2 separate regions of the Homo sapiens genome follow, and region 1 is linked to region 2. The links are chromatin loops, found by intact Hi-C in ENCODE. Cell type or tissue: CD4-positive, alpha-beta T cell. All regions are shown on one strand. Links, peaks and the distances in the headings refer to the core of each region. The heading gives the core; the rest is flanking DNA. Region 1 has its middle 13 kb from the start of FGF1. Region 2 has its middle 11 kb from the start of ARAP3.

Evidence for each region. Hi-C counts contacts between places; a loop is a spot of excess contacts. Peaks named below come from ENCODE experiments on the same cell type or tissue, not always from the same donor. Only the 100,000 strongest peaks of a DNase experiment are listed, where the experiment ranks them.
Region 1: it touches region 2 in a loop (5-fold over the local background); 5 of 110 quality-filtered maps call a loop at or near these places.

The regions. Positions count from the first base shown.
Region 1 is chr5:142,695,020-142,703,352 of GRCh38, reverse strand. It overlaps a transcript of FGF1 not described here. Among named protein-coding and RNA genes, the nearest start is that of FGF1, 13 kb to the right of the region's middle. RefSeq lists a silencer at 4,111-4,160. In CD4-positive, alpha-beta T cell, for the core only: CTCF peaks have their summits at 3,852 and 4,052 (motif pointing right); a DNase peak (open chromatin) is centred at 4,062.
Region 2 is chr5:141,688,850-141,697,182 of GRCh38, reverse strand. No RefSeq gene overlaps it. Among named protein-coding and RNA genes, the nearest start is that of ARAP3, 11 kb to the right of the region's middle. RefSeq lists enhancers at 3,830-4,363, 4,364-4,897 and a silencer at 4,836-4,885. In CD4-positive, alpha-beta T cell, for the core only: CTCF peaks have their summits at 4,698 and 4,903 (motif pointing left); DNase peaks (open chromatin) are centred at 3,842 and 4,952; H3K4me3 peaks cover 503 bases; H3K27ac peaks cover 780 bases.

The sequences.
Region 1 (8,333 bases), core at 48-8,047, 1.0 Mb before region 2:
GAGTGAGAAAGGAGCCTTTGTTATTTTAAGCCACTGAGAGGTGGGGATTATTCATGATCACAGTCATTTCACCTTTTTTTCTACTAATACACATAGAAAAAAAGATGGGCTGTTTTCCAGGCACAGAGGTGAGCCTGTTTTGAAAGAATATGGTGTGATACAGTCCTGGTGAGTTCACTGGCTTAAGTTCCAGGGAGATGGGCACAGAAATTGTGGCTGAGGCAGAGAAAGCAGCTCCCAAGAAGAGCTTATGAAGATTGGCTAGAGGGCAAGTTTTAAAGGGACATGGATTTAACAGTAAATATTGGATATTGTCCTACAAGTTGAAGGATCTCCAGAAGTTGGTGACTGACTTGACTACTGATAACAATGGAGATGAACCAGGAAGAAGCTGATCAGTATGAAAGGGTGGAATTAGGTAAAGAGCTACTACCAATGAACACATTACAGTTTTTGTTTTTGTTTCTCATTCTCTAGAGGTAGCCATTATTAAGAATTTGGTGAGGGCCAGGTGCGGTGGCTCACGCCTGTAATCCCAGCACTTTGGGAGGCCAAGGAGGGCAGATCACGAGGTCAGGAGATCGAGAGCATCCTGGCTAACACAGTGAAACCCCATCTCTACTAAAAATACAAAAAATTAGCCAGGTGTGATGGTGGGTGCCTGTAATCCCAGCTACTCAGGAGGCTGAGGCAGGAGAATGGCATGAACCCAGGAGGCGGAGCTTGCAGTGAGCCAAGATCACGCCACGGCACTCCAGCCTGGGCGACAGAGCAAGACTCTGCTTTTTATTAAAAAAAAAAAAAAAAAAAAAGAATTTGGTGAGAATTTCTCCAGCAATTGCATGCACATGCAAACACACACACACATACACACCAATTTAAAAAAACACACATCTCATCAATCATATTCTACCTGCAATTCTGAAAAAAAATTCCAGCTGATAATATCTCCATGGTTGTTTTCCATGTTACCACAAAGAGATTTGCCTTTCTTTTTCATTGGCAGCTTAGTATGCCATAGTACCACTGTATCACAGTTAGGCAACCATTCTGTTGACACTTAGGTTGTTTCCACAATTGCAAACAATTCTTCAGTGACCATCCTTGCAAATAATATCCATGCATTTCAATATCTTCTTTCTTCAGGCAATAAGACCAGCTTTGTCACCATTCTAATGGTAAAAATGTTAAGCTGAGTAACAAAGGAACACAACCAGGCTAGCTATTTGAGATGGTTATTTTTGGTTAATGGGTGACAGGTGGGCTTCAACTATGCCCAGAATGGTGTTTAAAACATAGTGGGCACTCAATAAGTATTTGCTGAATGCATGAATGCATAAACAAGTGAATCCACAACCACTATAGACACTTGTCAGGCCTGCCCTGCCCCCATTTATGATAGGATTTTTCAACCCCAGCACTATGGACTGTTAGGGCCAGGTAATTCTTTGTTATGGGGAGCTGTCCTGAGCATTGTAGAAAGTTTACCACCATCCCTGACCTCTACTCACTAGATGCCACTAGAACAACCCCAGATGCAACAACTAACAATGTCTGCAGAAACTGCTAAATATCCCCTGGGGAAAAATCGCTCCTGATTGAGAACCACTGATTTTTAATACGGGTTGAAGTTGCGTAAGGGCAAAGGCCCTTTATGAAAACAGCTAACTCTAGGCTGGGCACGGTGGCTCATGCCTGTAATCCCAGCACTTTGGGAGGCTGAGGCCAGCGGATCATTTGAGGTCAGGAGTTCGAGACCAACCTGGCCAACATAGAGAAACCCCGTCTCTATTAAAAATACAAAAAAAATGATCTGGGCATGGTGGCACCTGTAATCCCAGCCATCTATCCATCCATTTATCCACCTATTCCTCAAATACCTATTGAGCACCCACTGTGTGCCAGGCCTGTAATCCCAGCTACTGGGGAAGGCTGAGGCAGGAGAATTGCTTGGACCCAGGAGGTGGAGGTTGCAGTGAGCCAAGATCGCACCACCACACTCCAGCCTGGGCGACAGAGTGAGACTCCAACTCAAACAAAACAAACAAACAAAACCCCAACTAACTCTAAAAACGTTGATCCTACTTCTCCCTGATCCTCTCATGTTATAGAGGCCTTTTTTTCCTGGGTCTTCACAGTTTTTTCATAGAGATTCTTGGATACCTTATTTTTGGTTTGGATTTCGTTTCTCCAGGGCTACCTTCCCTGATGCCTCCCCCATCAACTCATGTATATATACATGAGGATTATAATGTATAATAATCTTCATTATACATTGTTAATCTCCATTATTCATTCTCTAATTACCAAATACCTCTCCTTGGTGTGGAGGAAAAAAATATTAAATTTGAACTCAATTGAACGTGGACACAAACAATGGTCACCAACTCCCGGAACAGGTTGTGTGAACCCCTTGAGGCATTCATCCAGCACAGTTTCGGAGAAATCTCCATTTCAATCTATTCCTATACATTAGTTATTGAAAAATAACAGACAATCACAAAAACAAGTTGACCTTTTTGTGTTCCTTGAGCCCAGTTGCGAAGGGCCCTCGTGACTGGACCTCATGCCAAACAACTCGTTACAAAAGAGCTAGAGTCCCAGACTGTGCCGAAGCTTCACAGACCTCTCCTCGTCTGTGCACAGATGAGTGGCTGACTCTGGAGTCCAGGCTATTGCTTCCTGGCCTGGTGATGAATCCTCCATAGTCTGGTGGTATAAATATATATATATATATTTTTTTTTCTTCTCCCTTTCCCATTGCAATTTGCTTATTATATCATTTGCTTATTATATCTGCATTGCTAGTTATATGGGATTCAAAAGTATTGTGTGTGCCTTTTCTTCTCCCCTCACACGTTTCCCGCACAGAACACTTAGTAGTGCTTATCACTGTTGAATTCTTACATTTATTGAATTAATTATTAAAAGTGTATCCATAATCTGTTTCCCTCCCTGAGCTTCCTAGAGGAGGCCATCACTAAGAATTTGCCATGGAACATGCCATTTTTTGCTCACTATTTTTATATCTAGTGCCTAAAACAAGGCCTGGCACACAGTAGGTGCTCAATGGGTATTTGAGGAATGGCTGGATGAATGGATGGATAGATGGCAACCTAATATCAGTCAGCAATAGCCAGCCCAAGGGTACAGCAGACTTCACAAATTGTTCTTGTACCTTCTAAAACAATTTTGAAAAACAATGTTACATATACCCACATTTAAACATTTATGTTAATTTTCATCATTAAGTTTATATGGTTTCAAGAGCATAATTTCTAATATATTATAAAGCTGGAATTTAAAAATTAAACTGTGGGCCAGGTGCGGTGGCTCATGCCTGTAATCCCAGCACTTTGGGAAGCCAAGGTGTGTGGATCACCTGAGATCAGGAGTTTGAGACCAGCCTCAAACTGATGAAACCCCATCTCTACTAAAAACACAAAAATTAGCCAGGCGTGGTGGCAGGTGCCTGTAATCCCAGCTACCCAGGAGGCTGAGGCAAGATAATCTCTTGAACTCAGGAGGCAGAGGTTGCAGTGAGCCAACATTGCACCATTGCACTCCAGCCTGGGCAACAGAGCGAGACTCTGTCTCAAAAAAAAAAAAAAAAATTAAACTGTGGCATCATTCTTCAAGTGTACCTATTAATCTGTTATTATTTCTAATATTCTCTTTGATTTGCTTCCACAGTTCTGTCCCTCAATATTCAAGGAAGGAAAAGCAAAGTTGTTGAATTAAAAAATGCCTAATTAATCATTAAAAAAGACTGAATTAAAGTATTAAAGGAAGTTCCTAGTTTGGGGACTTTGATATTTTTATACTTGGGGCAATGGCACCTTATTAAGATTTGTGAAGACTGACAGGTATGATTTCCTTTCATACAGTAGGGGAAGGGTTATGAACACAGACACGTGCTCAGGCAAACCAGGTTTAGGAAAGAGTAGCTGCAGAAATGGAGAACTAACTGATTGTCTAAAAATAATCCTTGGTGTGGCCCTCCTCTTTGGAAAGCCTTGCAGACTCCCATCTGGGGTAATGCAGCCCAGTGACCTGCAGAGGGCAGTGTTGGACAAGCTGTTGGTTCAATCTCTCTGTCTCTTTCTCAGGGTAGTGGAAAGTGCAGTCCAGCTTGGATACAGTGGGAACCCGGCCTGGGCGGCCCAGCCCAGTCCTCTCTGGTGTGTGTGTTTGCACAACGAATTATTCACAGGAAAATGGCTCCAACGAGAATGGTGGCCAGAGACTCCATCCTGTACCTAGAACCAGGGCCTGGGACTGTAAACAGGTGAAAACCTTATTTTCTCTCCCCTTCAATAACTGGATTTGGAACAGAAATCAAGGATTGAAGTTGTGGGTCTGAATCAACCCTAAGGGTTTTGTTTTCCCTCTTATGAAGTGAAAACAACAGTGAAATGTCAACGATTCACATCTTCAGGAGACGGTAGGGCAAAGTGGCCAAGAGCTCAGACAGTCGGGAGTTCCCATCCCACTCTACCCTCTCCAAAGCTTAGGTGAGGAGCCTTTCCAAACCTCAGCTTCCCTGGATATCAAATAGGAGCAATCTTACCCTCCTGGCAGCGGTGTTGTGAGGATTAAATACAAGAATGCAGAAGTACTCCTCAAATGAAGGGCATTCAGCAAGAAAGAGCCCAGTAAATAACAGTGATAATGGTGAAGAGGACGATATTGAATTGGCATCTTGCCAGGCATGACATTTTCAAAACTTTCCATTCATGTCTGAAGAGGAAGGATCAGAGGTGAAAAATCAAACTGTCTCAATGTTGTAAGTTTTACAAGCCTAGGAGCCAGAGGCAGAAACAGCCAGGGCAGAAGGCAGAATCAACACATTGAGAGCCTAGCTCTGTGGCGTTGCCCACATCTGCCTTTCAGGGTCGGGGCTCCCATCCTGGTGTTGAAAAGAGGATCTTTGCATCTAAAATAGTGTGTATGATGACTGTGTGACACGACCACCAGACTCAGAAATACTCACCTGCCTCAGACATAAAAGTAAGGACTTCGTTCATTACGTTGATCCTCTGTGAAACCTCAAAAGGTAGCAATCAGCTAATTGAAGAAAAATGATAAGTTGGACACATTGCTTGGATGTACTGAAAGTAAGGCTCAGAGCAAAACCCGCTCCCTTCTGCCTCATATTGGGAAAGGTAACAGGGACTAGTGCAGAGAGAGGCATGGAGAGAATTCGGATGAGATCATTGTCCTTTCACCTGGCAGCTGTCCAGCCCCCAAATAGCTTTTGTGTCCAGTCCAAAAATAAGATCACATGAGAGGGGGAGAAATAAATATACAGTGCTTGTCCTTAGCCTTTCTGTGGGCATACCAGTGTCAGCTGCACTTGTAGGGGCCCAAGTGCCTCATGACCCACTCGGCAGCCTTCCTCTCCAGGATCCCCAAGGCTAGGAGGCCAACCTACTAACAGGTGGGTGGGTATGGTGTGTGGTTTCACTCAGTTCTTCTCATGGGGTTTCTCTGAGCTCCATTCATACCAGAAAGGGAGCAGGAGAGAGAGGACAAGTGGATCCAACAGCCTTCGCTCCAGGGGAATCAGGGCATCGCCTCCTTTTCTGGGAGGACACTCCCTTCTGATGGTGAATGGGAACTCCCTTCCTCCTGCAGCAGCCTGCCTGCAGCTGTCCTGGTAGAACAGTGTGGACATTGCAGAAGCTGTCACTGCCCCAGAAAGAAAGCACCCCAGAGCCAAGGCAAAGAGGTGAGTGCATCTGTTTCTGCAAAGGGCTCAGATTGCTACAGACTTTCTGCTTGGCTTCATGTTGTGCTCAGCGTGAACGTTCTCCCTCACCCCCGCCTTCCTGTTCTCCTCCCTGATCTGGGTCTGTGGCAAGCTTGAGTCTATGTGATGAATGCTAGAGTGAAATATTCCTGTACTGCCTTCTCTCATTCAAAGGCCAATTCACTCCCAGAAAGAACTGGGTAGGTCTGGTTCTTAGTGGGGAAGCAGGAAATGGTTCCTACTAAGTGAATTATCTTTGCTGAGATCCAAGAAGACGTTTACCAGGAAATCATTAGACAAATCCCATTACAGTAGACTTAATGCTTCATTTTAAAAAGCACTGAATGAAATAGAAAATAAAAGGATGCCAGCTGATTCTTTGTCGTTGGCAAAAAGGAAAAAACAAAAATGAGACATGCAGAGCCTCTTTTTCCCCATCACCTCCCTTCCCCATCTCTTCCTGATTTCTTAGAGCCCTGCAAAACATACTTAACAGATTCAAGAGTTCCTTTCTCTGGTTGAAAACAAGAGGAATAAAATCAGGGGTTTGGGGAAAATTGCTCTGTACACAGACTTCAGAGACAAAGAGGAGAAACAGATTTTGCAGCCTCGGTCTCCCCTATAATGCCTCCTCATAGAACATGTACCTATATCCATTTAGGGATATGGATAGACGCCACTATCACTTCCACACACAAACTGTTATCCTGGATGTAGTCTGCCCCTGGGCTATGGACTACAAATACCCATGCTAAGAAGCAACCAACAAAATTCTGGTAGGAACAAGGTCATTACTTGAATAAGTCAGGATTCATTTAGTAACCATGGACTGAAACCCAGTTTGAAGAGATTTAGGCAAAAAGAGGATTTTTTTATTAACTCATGTGCCTGAAAAAGCAAGGTTTTGGTATCATGAGATCCAGGGGCCTAGATGATGGCATCATGAAGCTGTCTTTCCATATCTTGGCTTTGCCTCCCCTGCGTCCTTCTGTTTCCAGGAAGACCTGCCCATTGTGAAGGCCACATGGCTGCAGCACCTCCCAGCTGACATCCTACTAGCACAGCACCGTACAAGAACAGGTGCTTCCCTTTCTAGTTCTAGCTAGAATCTCAGGGTCAATCTCATAGAACGAATGTGGGTACTGTACCCATCCTTGCCATGGGCATGGAGTCATTCCCATCCCCAAAACTGCATGGACTGAAAGCAATGAAGGGGTGTTTCCCCAGAAATGATCAGAGTTCTCATCCCAGGACAAAGGGGGCTAGATGCAGGGTGGCCGAAGTCAATGGTTGCCACTCTATGTTGCTTTTTTGCAATGGTCTAGATTGACTCAAAGCTCATCTGATAGCAGCTCCTCCCTCTTACATGCCATAAAAATGTATTAGTGACAGAAGTTCTCATAGGAAGGATAATTATTAGTGGAAAAGGTGACTAAAAGACTCCATGGCATGTTATTCCTAGAGATCCTTGAGAGTAGGAAAGACAGCAGGATGCTTGTCTGTGGCTTAGCTCCCAGACCATGCACCAGGCCCAGACCCACCTGGGCTCCCAAATTGCCCATGCTCACATGGGTCTCCCTTCTCCCTCACCCACCCTTGCCCAGTTCTGTCTCCCTCTCCTCTTCTGCTGTGAACTCATCTTGACTTGTGAGGGCCCACCTTGGTGCTGTCTCCCCTCTGAGGCCTTATCTGGCCCTTCCAGACTTTCCTGCTGTCTCCCCTCTCTGAATCAGAATGGCATTGACTGTCAGGATTGCAGTTTACTGTTTATATGTTCTTTAAGAACTTCATGTATCTTAGTTTCTCTCACAGCTTGAATTCTCCATTCTTGCGGGAAAATTAAGTTTCATTCCCAAGCCCTCTCTGTGGTAGCTAATAGATACTAGGTGCTTGATTAAGTGCATCCAGTTAATTGACCAATAGAAAATGAGTCTTCCTAAATAGATTAGGGAGAATGGATGGATTACTTGGGGTCGTTAATTCTTTTTTCTTTTTCTTTCTTTTTTTTTTTTTCTTTTTGATACAGAGTCTTGCTCTGTCACCCAGGTTGGAGTGCAATGGTGAGATCTTGGCTCACTGCAACCTCCGCCTCCCAGGTTCAAGCGATTCTTTTGCCTCAGCCTCCTAAGTAGCTGGGATTACAGGCATCCACCACCACACCCAGCTAATTTTTGTATTTTTAGTAGAGACAGGATTTTGCCATGTTGGCCAGGCTGGTCTCGAACTGACCTCCTGACCTCAGGTGATCCACCCCCACCTCGGCTTCCCAAAGTGCTGGGATTACAGGCATAAGCCACTGCGCCCAGCCTTGAGGTCTTTAATTCTGACTTTAGAAGTAATATAATAACTATAGCAAACACAGATGGTATGCTGGAGTCCCTACAGGCATCATCTCAGGTAATCCTCACAATGACCCTACGAGGCAAGTACTGCTATTATCCCATTTAGCAGATGGGTAAACCAAGTCTCAAAGAAATGAGTTACTTATCCTAAATTATACATCTAGTAAGTGGTGATGTGCAGACTATAACCCAGGATGCCACCTTCTCATTTCCTATTCCACTAATCATTTACACACCTA
Region 2 (8,333 bases), core at 49-8,048:
AATTGATCTCTTAGAATCTGAATGGTTTAAGCTTTGAAATTAAGATTTGCAGGTGTTAACCATGAGACGTAGTTCCAACATGGTCAGACAGGTGAACAAGGGTCAGAAAGGCTGTGCCCTGGGGTCCTACCAACCAGGTTCAAATGCCACCTCTATCTACATAGCATAGGCATTAGACAAGCTGTTTCTCTGGGTTTTGGTTTCCTTCCCTATACAACTGGACTGATCATTAGACCCAGCTCAAGAGTTGTCTTAAGATTCAGTGAAATAATGCACAGAGAGCACTTGACACAGTGCCCGGCACGTGATCAGGGCTCAAAAACTAGTAGTTGTCAGCACTGATACGACGTTCTCCTCCTTCTGGAAAGTTTGACCTATCACACAGCCCCAGGTGGGCTGCTCATGGGCTGGGCTGAGAGGCAGAGGTGTTCTGCCTGGGGATGACAGATGTCCCAACCAGACTACTTTCCCCTTAGGCAATGACAGGTGGGTGTCCGGTCACGGAAGTATCACTGTGCCTGGGATGGTACATTGACTCCTTCCTATAACTGGGGAACAAGTTAGGCCTTGGCCTCAGCTGTGAGAACAAGGAAGGAGGCCAACTTAGCTAACAGACTGGCTGGACAAGAACTTGAACCCAGGTGCTCTACATTGCCCTGGAGCCACACAGTGAGGTGCAGAGCCTGGGGCAGGGTGAGGTCTGCATGGGAGGTGCTGGTGATATGGTCTTGGTGAAGGCAGGGAGAAAGCCCTTTGAAATTCAGGAATACGAAATTTTAAAAACTGCACACAACAAAGAAATTGTTTTTTGCAGCTGTTTTGGCATTTGGGGAGTAATTTACCAACTTCAAGTTCGACTTAATGAAGTTGGGGGTAGGCAGCTTCCATGGGAGCTCTGCTTCCTAGCAATCTTCAGCCGCCCAGCCAGCAAAGAGGGCTGAGCGCATGGTTGCTGGGGAGCATTAACAGTAACACGTTGTGTATTTGTCATCAGAATGGAGCCCCCGGGCACAAGGGTAGTGCCCATGGCTGCTCAATGCTGTATTTGTCATGTGGCCACTGACACAATCAATTGACCCCCTTACACACCGGTGTTTTTTAGCCATTGTATAAATATTTCACCCCTCCCCAGCTGACACATAATCTCTTCTTTGCTGCCTCTGACAAATGAACATTTCTCTGTAGACTCTTAAATGAGTATGTGTCACAGCTATGTCACTGATTAATTTTTTTTACCACTATGAACAACGATGCATAGAAATGCAACTTATATTCATTTCCCGGCTTGAGCCCAGCTGTCTAAAAAATTCCACCAGCAGTTACGACTGACAGACAGCTATCCCAGCGCTTGGGCGTGCTGACATGTGGTTGTGTGAGTGCCAGCTTGTTAATTACCGGCTCTCTCTTCCGGCCTGGCTGCCGAGTAACCAGCCACAAGGACCTTAATCACTGCTGGGGCCTGGAAGGGCCTGCTTCAGAAGGCTCCAGGGGCCAAATCTCAATCAGGCCTAACCACACACAGTTTTTTCCTTCAAGCATTGGCCACCTTTTCTCCTGGGCCCTGGTTTGGGAATGTGCCTGTAGTCACCTCAGTAACACTCACTGCACCCTTAAACCCTTCACCCACCAATCTGTGAGGACAGGGACTCAGTCTTGTTTGCTTGGCACAGGGTGAATGCTCTAGAAATATTCACTGAAATGAAATCAGCTAAGGGGCAATTATTGAACAATATATCAGCCACTTGACATATATTACTCCTTTCATAGTAGGAGCCCCTACTATGCACTGGATGCTTAGCCAATGAGCAAGACAGGTAGACCTTTAGACCTGGGCCCAGAGGAAAAGGTGGCCATCAGTTGGAGAAAAAAATTGAGTGTGTGGTTAGACTTGGGTGGGAGCCGGACCCTGGAGCCGTCTGAGGCAGGTCCTTCCTGGCCCTGTCCGTGATTTAGGTCCTATGGGTGGTTAGTTGGCAGCCAGGCTGCAATGAAGTTTAGGTTCTGGTGGTGAAGGACTAGAGGTTCTAGGGATAGAACTTCTATTTGTAGAGGTGCTATTTGTACCCTGTTTGCAGCTGAGGAAACTGGAGGACAGTTCTCGCCTTTGGCCACATAGCTCATCAGCGGTGGCATTGAAATAAGAGCCTGTGCCTTCTGACTCCAAAGCCTGCACCACTAACCACTCTTGGCCAACCACACTGAGACCCCACTGTCCTTTCCCTCAGCTGCCTCAGTTTCTCCTACACTATAGCTCTCCTTCCCTCCTTCTCCTTCACACTTTCTTCTTCCTGGCAGGCTCTCGAGTCACCTTGGGCTTCAGAGCCGATTCAGCATCCCTGCCCCAGACCGACCCCATCCATCTGCTGCTCCCCCCATCCCCATGCCCCCCACTGACACAGAACCGAGCCTTCAGCAGGTGTCTAGGCTGCCCCTAGCCCGCCCCCAACCTCCATGCACCTGTGTCCTTTCCCTGATGTCATATAACCACTGGCTAGGAGCCAAGAGCATAACACCTGGGGACACTTTTGGTGATTAACTAGCTCCACCATTGCCCACAAGGCTCTCAAGAGACTGAGCGGAGAAATACAGACCCCTCCCCCTCTAAGGCCCAAGCAGACTTGGGCAGCTCTGGAGGCAGGGGCTGCACATCCAAGGAACTGATCCTCCCCATTGCCACATCCATGGAGCCCACAGGAATCAAAACTGTGGATGTATATGGCAAGGTAGAGAGTGTGGAATGGGAGATGGTCTGAATCCCAGTTTCTCTATTTACCGACTATACATCCTAGGGCAAGTTACTTCATTTCTTCTGGGGTTGTACCTTGAAGATGCTAATACCTATTTCACAGAGCTGTTGGGAGGTTGACGAGAGCTCACGTGGGACAGCACCCACCATGGTGCCTACCATATAACAGGTGCACAGTAAACCACAGCATCTTTCTTTCCCTTTTGGCAAGGTTGTGATTCCGACCTATCTTGATTAATCATCTAATCAGAGAAGAAAAGCTGGACAACACACCTACCTATTGATACCTTAGCCCATACTGACCCAGGAGACCCCAGGCACCAAAAGCACTGCCTCTCTTCTTCCCTCCAGGCCTGAGTGGTGTGGAAGGAGAGGCAACTCCTAGGAAGGACGTGAAACTGCTGTGGGTGGGGCTGCCCTTCAATCAGCATCATCCAAAATCATGGCCACTTACAAACATTCAGTCCATGCAGCACTGAACAGAGCACATGTTTATGTGCATTATCTCATTGAAAAGTCACAAAACTCTTTGAGTTAGGTATGACTGGTTTCATTCTACTGACAAAGAAATTGAGGCCTAAAGAGGTTAAGAGAACTGCAAAAAGTCACACAGAGGCAGAGCCAGGACTTCAACCCGGGGTTCACCTTATTCTCAAGATAGTGCTCTTAACTACCGTTGTATGCCACATCCCTCACACCCTCTTCCTCACTATGTCCATCAAGCTCCCAGGGCATTCTGCAGCGAGCGGCTGCAGCAGGCATCACCTTCTCTATGACGTCATTGAGAGCCTGCTCTATCACCTCAGTGGGCCTGCCCCGTCCCACCTACTAGGCCTCAGTGGAGCTAGGGGCAGGGTCAGAGGAAGAAAAAGCTCAGATGACACAGAGCTAGGCTGGGACTGGCACAATAGCAACCCTGGGGAAGGGGCTGATGCAAGAAAGGGGTCCACACAACTGGCCCTTCAGCTGGCTGGTTAGCTGTGCCATCCGCATACATTTCCTTGTTCGAAATGGAGCACTGAGCCCCGGAAATCAGGACAAAAGCACCACCCACAGCTCTGGTCTCGATGACTCAGATTCCACCTCCCACAGCCTCCTCCTGTGTGTGTTTCTGAATGCGTGTGTACCCGCGCGTGCGCCCCTCCAGCGCGTGAGGCTGTCAGCTGTGTGTGTGTGTGTGTGTGCGCGCGCATGTACAGAGATGAGCACACATGTGCACATGGCTGAGCTGGGTCCACCTGCATATCTCTGTCTCCAAGCCCGAGTTCTCAGAATACGATGACCCACAGGGTCAGTGATCATCATAACATTGATAGCCACATGCTTCCCATGCTCGGGCTGTGTGCCAAGCACTTTACACGCAGTGCAGCATAGAGTCTTTACCGCAGCCTTATTAGGTGCCTACTATCATTCCCCTTCTGCTAACGATGAAACTGAGACTCAGAGAAGTTAACCTGCTTTCCCAAGGTCACACAGCTAGAAAATGGTGAAATTATCAGATGTCAAAGTCGGTGCCCAATAAGATGTGCTTCTCGCCTTGCCCCCTTTAGGGGGTTTGGAGAGAAGTCCCAAGGGTCCTTTGTAACCAGAAGCCAACCAGGGTCGCTGAAGGAAAGGGGGCCAGAGCCTTGGAGGAAGGAAAGGGGGGCGAATAGCAGATAGACACCGAGGAGGAGGGGGCAGGGCAGCTGTCTCCCAAAACAGGTGTCAGAGAAGCTGTGACAGCCACTTAGAACCACAGTGGCAAGCCTCCTTTACATGGCGATTTGCATACATTTGCATGCATTTGCATCACCAAATCTGTGGAATGGGCCTTAATGGTCCCTGCCTCAGAAGACTGGCAGAAGTTGAGAGAGTGGGAGTGACAGGGAGGGCCTGGGGAATTCAGGAAGGGAACGAAGGGAGAGGCAGTGCTGCGGAGGCCCTGGGAAGCGCTGGGCACCGCTAAGAGACAGTTCCAGGGGAAAGAAGGAAGAATCCCTCCCAAGTAGCCTGGGAAGTCTCTCCTCCCCGAGACCATCTCCTGGGGGTAGCAGCGAAGGGGATCGGTGATGCAGAAATCAGGGAGAGCGTCGGAGGGTTGGAGACCTGTGTCCACGGACAGAGGGGCGGGTCTCGCACAGCGCCTCCCTGCTGGGGGCCTGTCCATTCGGCCGCTGGAGCTCAGTGGCTCGGTGTTGGGGCGCCATCTAGTGGACATATGTGGGAACGCGCCCTTTCCTGCCCGCTCTGGCGGCAGCCTCTTCCTGCGGCTGCTTGCACCAAAGTCACGCCAGCTTGCAGACTCCCAACAGTCGGCTGTCTGAGTGGGCATAGGGACCTGCGGTCTTCCGGAGGATCACGGGCAGGGGAACTTCCCACGGGGCGGCCAGGCTAACGTGAATGAGCTAAGACAGCTTAGTGGTGAAGAGCTTGGGTCAAATATGGCTGTATGACCTTGGCAAATTAACCTCTGAATCAGTTTCCTCATCTGTAAAATGGGAGTGATAAAATTTACTTGTGAGAATAAAAGAAGATAATATCTATTAGGAGCTTCTCAGCAGGACCAGGACTTTAAGGACTTTCGACTTGCACGACCTTGAGATCTCCTTACAATTTGTCGGCTAAGCTTTTACCCTCTTCGTCCTCTTCCTGGTCCTGCTTATTAGCACAATGCCTGCCACATGAGGAGCACTTCATCAGCAGCAGCTACTGTGGTCGTTGCTGTCATTATTATTACTGTGAGGGTGCTGAGGCCTTGCGCAGGCAGCACCCCAGCCTCACTCCCATCTGGCCTGGTCTGGCAAAGATATGAAAGGAGATCAGAGGCTGGAGGTGAGGGGCCACTTCCCAATGAGTCAGGAATAAAGAGGAAGTCATAGGCAGATAGGAGTGAAAGGGCCATATTGGGTCACAAACTTTGTAGAACCTTCTCAAATTCCCTGTGGTCAAATGCTAGATGAGGAAGGGACTCAGCCCTGGTTCACAGATGGTCAGTGTGATATGTTGGTGAGAGTTAGAAATGGATTGCTGCCACATTATGGCCGTCTTGGCGTAGCCCTAAAGGACAGTGGGGAAGGGAGGTTCCAGGGTGCAAAGCTTTGAGCAGTACACTTGGGCGTTAGCTTTCTCTAAACGAACAAATAGCCTGAGTTGTGGATATTCCCTGGCTCCTGTGGAATAGTGAATGTCCCCTAGTCAGGAACCCGAAGGAACAAAAGCCAAAGGCAAGTGACAAAGTGGTCTAGGAAAGAGGTAGATGGGTGGACTGAGAGTGAGCACCAAGTGTGCAAATTCCCTGGCTCCTGTGGAATAGTGAATGTCCCCTAGTCAGGAGCCCAAAGGAACAAAAGCCAAAGGCAAGTGACAAAGTGGTCTAGGAAAGAGGTAGATGGGTGGACTGAGAGTGAGCACCAAGTGTGCAAACCTCTGGGTCTCAGGTAAACAACCAGCAGAGCATCTTTTGCCAGGACACGCTCCACAGAGATACAATGATTCGCCTGGTGAGTGAATCTCTCTCCCTGTCTACCCTGAATGCCTGCTCAAAAGCCCTTGAACAGAGTAGTCATGCTACCAGAGATGGAGGCTATGTATGAGCCCAACAGCATGGGCTCCCTCTCACCAAGGATGAGCTAGTTCTACCACTTTGATCACTCAACCTGCCTGCAGCCAAGACCAGTGCTGGGCCCTCCCTCAGAAGGCTCTCTTCCTCAGAAGACCAGCCAAGCCTCTGGCTGCAGATCAGTTACACTGACCCTATTCTTTCTACTCTGGAGGGGACAGTAATTCGTTCTTACTGGCAACAGTGCATGCTCCAGATTCAGGCTTGTCTTCCACAGTGTTTTTACCAAAAAAGTACAATAATGTGGTCATCAAGGACTTCTATAGTTTCTGCTCTTACATTTAGGTCTTTGATCCATTTTTGAGTTCATCTTTGTATATGGTGTATGGGATGCCGATCAACAGAGTCATTGGGCTCGCTTGGTTGCTCCTCATCACCTAGAAGCTGCCAGCCTGATGGGACAAGGGGACAGCCTGTTGAATGCTCAGTGAAGACACTGGCAGGAACATGACACCTGTGGGTTGGGGCCCTCAACTCCTTGATGCGGTATTTGTTTTGACCAGTACTATGTTCCTTATACATAGAAATTGCCAGTCCTGGAGTCAAATGTGGAAGTGGACGTGGCCCATCTCATTCACATTTGTAGAATATTTGCTTTCTGTCCCCAAAACTGGTGGCTCTGCCAATTCGAGTTTCTAGTTGCCAGGAAGGGAGAACTTATATGAAAGAACACAGTAGTTTCCACTAAACTGGAAGCTGTGACAGCCACGTGGCCACCTTATGCTCCTCATTCTAGTGGGCTAATAGACAAAGAAGGGCATTAATGTGCTGGCCAGGGCCATTGATCCTGATGGCCATGAGGAACCAGGGCTGTAGATACAATGTGCATAGATGCAATGAAGGCGGGGAGTCTGGCCCCAGCCAGGGGATTCGCTGTGGCATCTCTTGGAACTTCCCACCCGGTAGTAATTGCCAATGGACAACTTCAACAACAATTCTAAAAGGACAGGGCAACAAAGGCATCAGATCTCTTGGGGATGAACGTCTGTATAATCTCATCAGGCAAGTAGCCCAGATCTGCAGAGGGCTAGCGGAGGGTCACGGAAGGAGGGAGAGAATATCAATTATGGACTCAAGACACGCTACAGCAGTGGGACTGTAGCTTGCTTCATTAGCCCTCTCCTCTTTATCTTCCTTAAGACCACATCTGGCATTTTCTGGAAGGGGACTTGATTCCAGTGGACTGTACTTTCCCTCATGAGGAAAGAGTGAGGGCAACTTTGTCCCTGTGGGGGAAAATGCCCTGTAGGGTGGCATAGAAGTCAGGTATAATGGGAGGACTTGAGTGGATCTCAGTGGCATGAGAAATGGGCTGCCCTGAGACATGAACCTTTCTTCTCAAATTCCTTCACTACCTCCTCCTCTACTTTCAGACTTAGATAAAATGCCACACTGTACAGTGTGGAACCTGGTTTCCAAGTGCCACCAAGGGCTGGGTAACAGAACCCAGAAGCATGGGAAGGTGACTCTGTGGGGTGAACCTTGACCCATGGGAGACAGGTCATGGGTGGGAGCTGAGGACTGCTCCAAGGTGGATTTCCTCCTTACCTTCTGGAGAAGTCCCACCCACGTGCCGAGAGAGAGCACCCCTGCTGAGTAGCCAGCAGTGTCTCTGAGGGGCTTGTGTGAAGCAGGGCAGGACAGGAAGGCACCGCACTGTCTCACCTTGCATCCTCCATTTCCTCTCCCTCAGCTCAGGGCTTCCACCTGAATCCTGACCACAGGCTCTGCTTCTCAAAGACCTAAGACAAAGGGATTCCTGAAAGCTGTTTCCCCGTCTGTGTCCCACACTGTGGTCACCACTGGAGCCTGAGTTTAACCAGTCCAGCATCTCTGCTGAAGCCAAAGAAATGGAGACCCCGGGGGACAGGAACCAAGCAACTACTTTCCAGATGGGAGAGAAAGTATAGATGGACATCTGAGCAATGAGGGAGGGGCAGGCATGGTCAAGAAATCGAGTGGGGAGATCAGAGGGTAGGAAGTTAA